Regions from separate parts of the Homo sapiens genome. Here region 2 is linked to region 1. Evidence: chromatin loops called from intact Hi-C (ENCODE). Cell type or tissue: CD4-positive, alpha-beta T cell. All regions are shown on one strand. Region 1 has its middle 100 kb from the start of DCD. Region 2 overlaps TESPA1 (thymocyte expressed, positive selection associated 1).

Evidence for each region. A loop is a pair of places that touch in the nucleus more often than their neighbours do. Peaks named below come from ENCODE experiments on the same cell type or tissue, not always from the same donor. Only the 100,000 strongest peaks of a DNase experiment are listed, where the experiment ranks them.
Region 2: a loop joins it to region 1, with 18 times the contacts of the local background. A loop is called at or near these places in 89 of 110 quality-filtered maps.

Annotation. Positions count from the first base shown.
Region 1 is chr12:54,746,821-54,751,820 of GRCh38, reverse strand. No RefSeq gene overlaps it. Among named protein-coding and RNA genes, the nearest start is that of DCD, 100 kb to the right of the region's middle. In CD4-positive, alpha-beta T cell, CTCF peaks have their summits at 2,233 and 2,435 (motif pointing left); a DNase peak (open chromatin) is centred at 2,430.
Region 2 is chr12:54,956,038-54,961,037 of GRCh38, reverse strand. The region is part of intron 10 of TESPA1 (thymocyte expressed, positive selection associated 1); the gene reads left to right. Among named protein-coding and RNA genes, the nearest start is that of TESPA1, 26 kb to the left of the region's middle. RefSeq lists an enhancer at 1,668-1,717. In CD4-positive, alpha-beta T cell, CTCF peaks have their summits at 2,591 and 2,790 (motif pointing right); a DNase peak (open chromatin) is centred at 2,787; H3K27ac peaks cover 1,938 bases.

The DNA.
Region 1 (5,000 bases):
TCAAACATTTTTAAAAGACAAGGTACTTTTAAAGCTAAAAATTTCAGAAGATTCTTTTTTCTTCTTGAACTTGTATTTATATTCTATCCTCCCACAGAATTTTATCCTAATATATATTTGTACTTGAAAGTGTTATTGATTACCTCATCATATTCTTCTGCAATGAACATATGTATATTATTTAAATTTTTCTGTTGCCATAAGTTTCCAAATGCTAAAAATTTACTTCTGATACAATTTTTATTTATTCACTGTTGATCAAAATAGTACATGTAACTTATAAATCCTGACAAATATCAAACATAACATTGGAAATGTATCTCATAGATGGGACTTTCTCCAATTAGTTCATGAAGCTAAGAATGAATGTTACTTAATTATACAGAGTTCAGCATCAAAGCTACTTGTATTTCCTACTTTTATTTGTAAGCACTGACAATATCATTTCAAATAAATCAGTTGACAAAAATAGATAAACGTTTTCAACAATGTAACTCAATTCTTTGAACCCTTTTTAAGTTATATGTTTGAAACATCACATAGACATCTATTACCAAAAAAGTAAAAGTCTATTAGTTGACAAAAAGTTAGACACCACTTGATTTGGAAAATGACTGGTTATTCAGTCGTTAAAGTCATTCACTTTCTTAACACTGGCACCATATTTCAAATATCCCTCTGATGTCTTAGAGATTTTTTTGCATCAGTGTAATGCATCTACACCGTTCTGCATAGGTGAGAAACTTGCTTTTCTTTTTCAAATAGAAGGATAATTGGAAAAGCGAGAAGGGAAAGACACATCAGCAGGATTTCTTGGTTACAGGCTGGTTCTCAGGCAAACAAATTTTAGAAAAGAGTATGTGGAAACTGAGTATCTGGAAATGTATTCCCTTTAAGCTACCAGTAGCAGTATATAGCCAAGGTGTGCATAAGGATTACTGGTATCACAGTTTCCTAGACATCTCTACTTTAGGAACCACGTGCAAGATAATAAGCAGTTCAATCAATCTAATCCAATAACTATTTAATAGCTGGCTACAGGTTGTGAAATAACAGGTTGTAAAAATGTAAAACAAAGAATAAGAAGAACATGATTTGGGCCCTCCCAGAAAGAGGTAGTCGAAAAGCTCTGGAAAGACAAATAGGAGTAGGGACACTAGATGATGAGGATGCGAGGGCTTAAAATACAGCAGATGATGGAGCAAGTACTGGAGGCGTCCACGTGTGCCAGGAAAGTCTGAAAGTGAGGAAGGTGGAAGCTGGTATAGGTGGAAAAAAAAAGATCCTTTGTTTGAATGTGAAATGTGGGATCAGGAGCAGTCTCCCATTAAGAGGTTTTAAAAATATGAGCATCTACAAGAGAGAGACAGACCTCAGTCAAGGAAAGAAAGTAGGGAGGTTGTGCCATTGCACTCTAGCCTAGGCAACAAGAGCAAAACTCCATCTCGGAAAAAAAAAAAAAAAGAAGAAGAAGAAGAAAGTAGGGAGGAAGCAGTTGTTAAAAGGAGTTTGTTAACCACAAACCAAAAAACCTTGCTGCTTTGCTTTTCTTGACTCTTTTGCACATTTATCTTTCTAAGGAGCACTTGCTTAGAAGAAAAATGGCTTGGCCAAGGCAGAATATTCTTTGATTTTTCTGGCATAAAAACCTTCTTGGGAGCTATGGCAGTAATTGTAAATGACATGATGCTGGAAATATCCTTGAGTTCCTTCAAGAGAGAAACAGAATGAGCAGAACAGGTGAGTAAGGCTGTAGGAATGTGATACCATGGTAGTGCCCATAGGTAGCACCAACACTAATGTAGCATCAAGATGCCAGGATTCCCGGAACCACAGGAAGGGAGAAAGTCAGAATTTTAAGCTTCATCTATAGACCCAAAGGGAGAACAAGGAGGCTTCAGTAAATCCCTGGGGTGGGGTAACGATATTAGTGCTTTTGATGCAATTATTTGAAAAATGAAACACTTTATTTCCATCGATAGTTGGATGTGTTTCACCAATAAGCTTTTTTTAATCGACAAATAATGATTGTATATATCTATGGGGTACAGTGTGCTGTTTTGATATATGTATAGATTGTAGAAAGATTAACTCAAGCTGATTAATATATCCATCACCTTCCCTAAATAAGCTTTTGACGTAGGTGCTGAAACTGAAAATGTAACCAGTGCCCAGGGTCTGAGGCAGCTGCAGAGGAAGCCACCCAGATTCCACCCACACCCACCCTCCCCAGAAAGGATTCATGTGGCTGTAATTGGGGAAAAAAAGAAATATTCTTAAAAGCTAATTTCTCTGTAGGATCAGGGTGCAGAATATGCAATTTAGAGACATAACTTTTGTATGGAGATATGAAAATGGGAGGAAAACAAAACCATTCAATAGAGGGCATTTTCTATTACTGGCATTGCATTAAATTGGGCTATACTGCCATCTGCAGGTCACTGTAAAACTGTGCAGTAACGAAACTTAAGACGCTGTATCCAAAAGTAAAATCAGGAAGAATGAACAAGCAGCAGAGATAAACTCCATTGCACTGTGTTCGAATTAACTGATTTCAGTTCTACATGGATATATTAAGTAAGCATCTCTGGAAACATCAAAGAACATGTATAATCAATTGTTTGGTCTCAAGTGAATGTATGTGTAATATTTTTTCACAGCATCAGCTACTTTACCATCTTTGCCATCAGAATAATGGTAGAGTGCAGGCTCTAAGCCAGGCTGCCTGAGTTTGAATCCCAACTTGACAACTAGAAGATCTTGGACAAGTTATGAAACTTTCTCTTGGCCCCATTTTCCTCATCTAAAAAATAAAGGTAATAATAATGCTTAATTCAAAAGATGAGTTTGAGAATCAAGCTAAATTGTACATGTAAATTGTTTAGAATAGTGCCTGGCATATTGTAAGTGATCAATAAATTTTAACTATTATTCTTCCAAGAAGCTGACCATAAGTTTGTTAAACACATGGGATAACAGGAGAAAAAATAAAGGTTAAGAGTCCCAATCCCCCTCACCATCACTCTTGCCCAGAAAAGAGGAATATGCTACGAGTTTATGATTGGTCAGATCCCAGGATGCTATATAGAAAATTGGGATATTAACAGGCCTCTACTTGTGAGTAACACTAATTTAGTTTCTTTTTTTAATTATTATTTCAACAGTTTGGGGAACAGGTGGTGTTTGGTTACATGGATAAGTTCTTTAGTGGTGAGATTTTGGTGCACCTGTCACCCGAGCAGTGTACACTACACCCAATGTGTAGACTTTTATCTCTCACGCCCCCCCACCCTTCCCCCAAGTCCCCAGAGTCCATTATATTATTTTTATGCCTTTGCGTCCTCATAGCTTAGCTCCCACATATCAGTGAGAACACACAATGTTTGGTTTTCCATTTCTGAGTTACTTCACTTAGAATAATGGTCTCCAACTCCAGCCAGGTTGCTGTGAATGCCATTATTTCATTCCTTTTAATGGCTGAGTAGAATTCATATATGTATTCCATGGAATTATATATATTATATAATATATATATAAAATATCACATTTTCTTCATCCACTCGTTCATTGGTGGGCATTTAGGCTGGTTTCATATTTTTGCAATTGCAAATCGTACTGCTATAAACATGCATGTGCAAGTATCTTTTTCATATAATGGCTTATTTCCTCTGGGCAGATACCCAGCAGTGGGATTGCCGGATCAAATGGTAGTTCTACTTTTAGTTCTTTAAGGAATCTCCATACTCTTTTCCACAGTGGTTGTACTATTTTGCATTCCCAGCAGCAGTGAAAAAGTACTCCTTTTTCACCACATCCACGCCTATAATTTTTTTTATTTTTCAGTTATGGCCATTCTTACAAGACTGTAGTATCACACTGTGGTTTTAATTTGAATTTCCCTGATCATTAGTGATGTTGGGCATTTTTTTATATGTTTCTTGGCCATTTGCATATCTTCTTTTGAGAATTGTCTGTTCATGTCCTGAGCCTACTTTTTGATGGGATTATTTGTTTTTTTCATTCTGACTTTGAGTTACTTGCAGATTCTGGATATTAGTTCTTTGTTGGATGCATAGTTTGCGAATATTTTCTCCCACTCTGTGGGTTGTCTGTTTGCTGATTATTTGTTTTGCTGTGCAGAAGTTTTTTGTTTTAATTAAGTCCCATCTCTTTATCTTTGTTTTTGTTGCATTTGCTTTTGGGTTGTTGGTCATGAACTCTTTGCCTAAGCCAATGTCTAGAAGACCTTTTCCTACATTATCTTCTAGAATTTTTATGGTATCAGGTCTTAGATTCAAGTCTTTGATCCATCTTGAGTTGATTTTTGTACAAGGTGAGAGATGAGGATCATTCTACATGTGGTTTGCTAATTATCCCAGCACCATTTATTGAATTGAGTGTCCTTTCCCCACTTTATGCTTTTGTTTGCTTTGTCAAAGATCAGTTGGCTGTAAGTATTTGGCTTTATTTCTGTGTTCTCTATTCTGTTCGCATGGCCTATGGGCCTGTTTTTTACCAATACCATGCTGTTTTTGTTTTTTGTTGTTGTTGTTTGTTTGTTTGTTTGTTTGTTTTGAGTCAAGGTCTCACTCTGTCCCCCAGGCTGGGATGCAGTGGCACAATCTTGGCTCACTGCAACTTCTGCCCCCTGGGTTCAAGCAATTCTTCCACCTCAACCTCCCAAGTAGCTAGGATTACAGGCACGTGCCACCATGCCCAGCTAATTTTTGTATTTTTAGTAGAGACTGGGTTTCACTATGTTGGCCAGGCTGGTCTTGAACTCCTGACCTCAAGTGATCTGCCCACCTCAGCTTCCCAAAGTGCTGGGACTATAGGCGTGAGCCACTGTACACTGCCTACCAAGCTGTTTTGGTAACTATAGCCTTGTAGTAGAGTTTGAAGTCAGGTAATGTGATGCCTCCAGATTTGTTCTTTTTGCTTAGTCTTGATTTGGCTACATGGGCTCTTTTTTGGTTCCATATGAATTCTAGGATTGTCTT
Region 2 (5,000 bases), 210 kb before region 1:
GACTAATTATTTTAAGCTTCCAGGTAATTCTATTATGGCTGGAAAATACCTCTCTAGATCAATGATGCCCAGGCTTTGGCAGGCATCACAATCACCTGGAGGGCTTGTTAAAATACAAATGACCAGATCCCAGCTCCCAGAGTGTCTGATTGAATTGGCCTGGATAGAACCAAAGAATTTGCATTTCTAAGAAGTTCTCAGGTGATGCTATTGCTGCTGGTCTGGTAATCACAGTCTGAGAACTGCTGTTCCAGGAGACATTGTGTAGAACTTTAATATTCAAACTGTAGTGTACAGATACAAGGAGCATCAGCATCCCCTGGGATTTTGTTAGAAATGTGGACTGTCAGCCCCCACCCCAGACCTAATGAATCACAGTTTTACCAAGATCTTTAGGTTAGATAATTGATTGCATATTGAAGTTTGAAACTCATTGTAGTAGAAGTTTTGTAACAGGTGAGGACCAGCCATGGAAATCAATATCCCAACACCTGCTTTCAGCTATGTTCTAATCAGCCCACATCATTGAACTCAGAGCAGACTCCTCAATGTACCTCACAGCTATGCTCATTTAGGGTCTGAGCTCCCTTCTGCAACTGTGGTCTGATGAAGGTAGCTCTCCCTCCCCTCCTCAAAGCAGGAAATGAATTTCACATTGTTATTTATTGCAGCTAAAATTTCTTTCCTCCAGATATGAGTTTTTCAGTATTAATTTTTTCAGAGATATCTCTTATACCTTTAAATAGTTTGGCCAGTAATTTATTATTTAAACTAATGAAAATTAATCTTTCTGTAGTTTTAACCACCTATCTGCTACAACCACAAAGAAAATGGCATAAGGGATAATGGTATTTTCCCCAGATAGTATAAATTAAAATCTTTATTGAATTAAGTAAATAAATCTTGCTTAGAGATTCCTTTATTTTGGATATCTTGGTACCATTTTCTACATTTTCTAGTCTAATTGTTTTCTTAGTTAATACTCCAAAATTTCAGTGGTACTTGCTCAGACACACAAAGATATTTACAATTCTAACTGTTTTAATTCTAATTCTCTGTGGTTTTAGGAATCTAATCACTCTTGTTTCTCTCTTACCTACTACCTACATCTCAGGGTATATGAATCATATGTATGTATTTAGTCACAAAAGAGGTAAATAGCAGAAGGCATCAATATGTCATATGCACTTCAAGAAGTTTCAGATGGTTTCAGTTGCTGGTCTGGCATGTTAGGAGCTAGAAGCGGCCACTCCACCCAAACAACAAGTAAAAACCTGAACAGACTGAAAAATTAGTAACCGTTCTAGACCCATCAGAGAAGTGGGTCACAGGGCAAACCACTTCTCCTCAAATTAGAGAAATAGGCAAATGCAAAGATTTATGACTTGTTAGAGCAAAAACCCCAAAGCATAAACTCCCCCAGGAATCAGAACCACGGTAGAGAACCCGGACAATAACCGAGGAATTACTGGATGCTCAGCATGGACCAGTCTGAGAAATAAAAACTCTAGGGAGACCCAGTCATTGGGAGGCCCCTTGTTTCTGGGAGTCTTACTTCTAGGAGCTCAACCATGTTCTCACAGGAAATACTGGAGAAAAATCCCCTAGTGTTTCCCGCAGGGGGCGGGAGAAAGGAACCATTTTGAAATGCAGCAGAGCATTCTATTCCTCTTAACAAAGTCTTCCCTCGGGAGAAACTAGATACCAAAAACCTAACCGGATGAGGTTTTATCAGAGACTAACCGACCTGAAGGAAGGGAAACACCCAACTCCTGCCTACTCTAGCCATCCCGTCCCATTAAAGGGGACAGAGAGGATGAGAAGCACAGGTGAGAGTCACAATCCAGAGGCACAGTCTCACTGGAAGACTGAGACCTAACCATAAGACCATGGAACGCTTCCCTTCTCCCTAAACCTTACCACCACATTACTAAAAGCCTATTTACATCAATTTCTTTTACTCAGTACATCGCGTCCAGTTGTAAAAAAAAGACATAGTAAAAGGCAAAAACAGGTTGAAGAAACAGAGAAAACGTTAAAACCAGTCTCAGATATGACAGGGATGTTAGGATTATCAAACTGGAAATTTAAAACAACTAAAATGATAAGGGCTCTAATGGATAAAGTAGTCTGTGCGCAAGAACAAATGAACAGAGAGATGGAAATCCTTAGAGTAAAAAAAATGCTAGAGATAAAAAATGGTGTCACAGAAATGAGGAATGCCTTTGATGGGCTTATTGGTGGACTGGACATGGCTGAGGAAAGAATCTCTGAGCTTGAGACTATAGCTATAAAAACCACCAAAACTGAAAAGCTAAGAGAAGACTGAAAAAAATATAAGAGAATATCCATGAAATGTGGGACAGTTACAAAAGGTGTAACATATGCATAATGGAAATTCCAGAAGGAGAAGAAAGAGAGAAAGAAATAAAAGAAATATCTGAAACAATAATAATTGAGAATTCCCCCAAATGAATGTCAGATACCAAACCACAGATCCAGAGAGCTCAGAGAACACCGAAAAGAATAAACACACGCACAAAAAAACGCAAAAATCTACACCTAAGCTTATAATTTTTAAACTACAGAAAATCACAAGTAAAGGGAAAAATCATAAAAGAAGCCAGAAGGAAAAAACACCTTACCTATAAAAAAACAAAGATAAGAATTACATGCAACTTCTCCTCAGAAAATGTGTAGTATATACTCCACAAGTAGGTTCTTGCCAAGAATTGAATTTACTCTAAAATGCAACACTTTGCTTAAGTGTTGTTTGTCCAGCAGATGTCAGCCTTGCACAAGAAAAAAAATGCCAAGATGTTCCACAAAGCAGGCTGTGTGCAGGATTTATATGGTTATACATTCCTGGGCAATCTATGCAATGCAATGCCCAGAACACAAGTTCCTCTCACAAACCTGTCCCAACTTTGTCTAAAGGTCAGTATTTTAAAATATCAGAATTGAATTGCTAGGGAGAAAGTATTGCTAGGAGTCATACATTTCAAGTACCTAACTAGATTCCATTTTCTGCCAGTGATGGGGCTTCATTACAGCAGGAGAGGCAATGGTTTAAAATGCTGTATTTTATTGATTCTAAGGCACACATTTTTCCACATTTTAACATCTCTGAAATTAGGTTGTGCCTTAAAATTCATAGTGTCAGCCAATTTAGTTGTCTTTTTTTGCCTCCTTAAGTGGAATGTAAAATAATTATGAGTCTTACAAAAAATGGTTTATGATCATCAATGAAATAGCATAACTTTATAAATTAAATGCACTTTTTCTCTCAAGTAAGTTAGGAAAATATTTTGTGATTTTTTTCTATGATTACCTAGAAGAATAAGAGATCTCTTCTTTCCTGACGCAGTCTTTGGCTGAGGAAGGGGTCACAGTAGTTCCCAAATTTTTCCAATGTCCTGTGCATTTGTTTAACCATCTTTTCACAAAGCTATAACCTATTTCTCTCAATCCACTCCTCTATTACCCTTTAAGAAATCTCAAGAAGCGGAGAGAGCTATAGCAACAGCTCAGTACTGCCAATATTAAAGCCTGTGTGATAAATATGGAAGGGGGAAGTTCACTCACCACAATCAAAGGCAGAGCTAAGTGGGATAATTTTTTTCAGTTCTGCTGGGAAATAGTCCCACTTCTGCCTTTTTCAGAGTCTGTAATTATTTCCTGGAGATTAGTGATCTTCCATTATAATGTCGTTTTAAGTTCCAGGTATTAACTACTACTTGTTAGTAGTGGATAGGAAGTGGTAGCAGCACTCAGCCAGCCACCGTGTAGCGTTGTGCAGCCCATGCATTGCCCAGAGACACCCAGCTGAGTAGGCAAATGGGAATTAGAATCCAGCCCTACTGAGCTTGCCATCCAAAAACTCTAGGGCTTTCATCTTCTAAGAGCGAGCTCCATTTTTTTCTAATTCATTCACATAGGGTGAGTGCCTTTCTGTAATTAGCACAAGGGCACTGCTGTGGTTTGAATGAGTCTCGCAAAGTTGGTATATTGGAACCTTAACCCCCCATGCAGTGCTGAGAGGTCAAACCTTTGAGAGGTGACTAGGTCATGAGGGCTCTGTCCTCGTAAATGGATTAATGTCACTATTGTGGGAGAGGATTCGTTATCTCAAGTGAGCTTGTTATAAAACCAAGTTTGGCTGTGTCTTGCTTTCTTGCCCTCTCACGCTGTCTTCCCCCTCCATCTTCCGCCATGGGATGATGCTACAAGGAGGCCCTCACCAGATGCAGGCTTTTGACCTTGGATTTGCCAGCCTCCAGAATTGTAAGAAATAAATTTCTTTTCTTTAAAAATTGCCGTTATCTGTGGTATTGTCATGGCAACACGAAATGAAGTCAAACAGGCACCTTTTCTATTAAAAGAGGACCTTGACCCGCAGCCAACAGCTTTCTTCACTTGCCACCTTCTCATTTAGTCTCTGCTGGGAAAGAGGTTTTAATCTTCCTCCAAGTTCCTGAGAAAGGATGACCCACATCTTTCCTCATAATTTCCACCATGCTCAAAAATGTCAAATTCACAGCCCTTTCTATTGGTTTCCTGTGTTGACATTTAAACCACTTGACCTTTATCACACTTATAAGCGGCAGAGCCAAGGAGAAAGTTTTTATTTTTTTGTCGTTCTTTTTGTTTCTTTTACCAGATCTGAGGTAGCACAGGTCAATATTTATTCTCTTTGTGAAGTGACCATATCTAGAGGTGGAAGTTTTCATTTTTATGGTCACCCCTGCTGGTGGCAGCAGAAGAGACAGGAGGGACTAGGTGGGAATGCTCGTTCAGAGCACAAGACAAAGAAGAAAACTAGCTTGAGATACCCCCAAATGGTGGGTAACTCAAAGCACTATCTGTTTGTACTTGGTGGAACCTGTGTAAGTTGGGTAGCTACAGTCTTCTCTTTGATGTAAGATTGTCCTATGTGATAATATTACCAATAACAATATATATAGGGATTACTACATAGCAGACAGTATCTTTAGCACTTA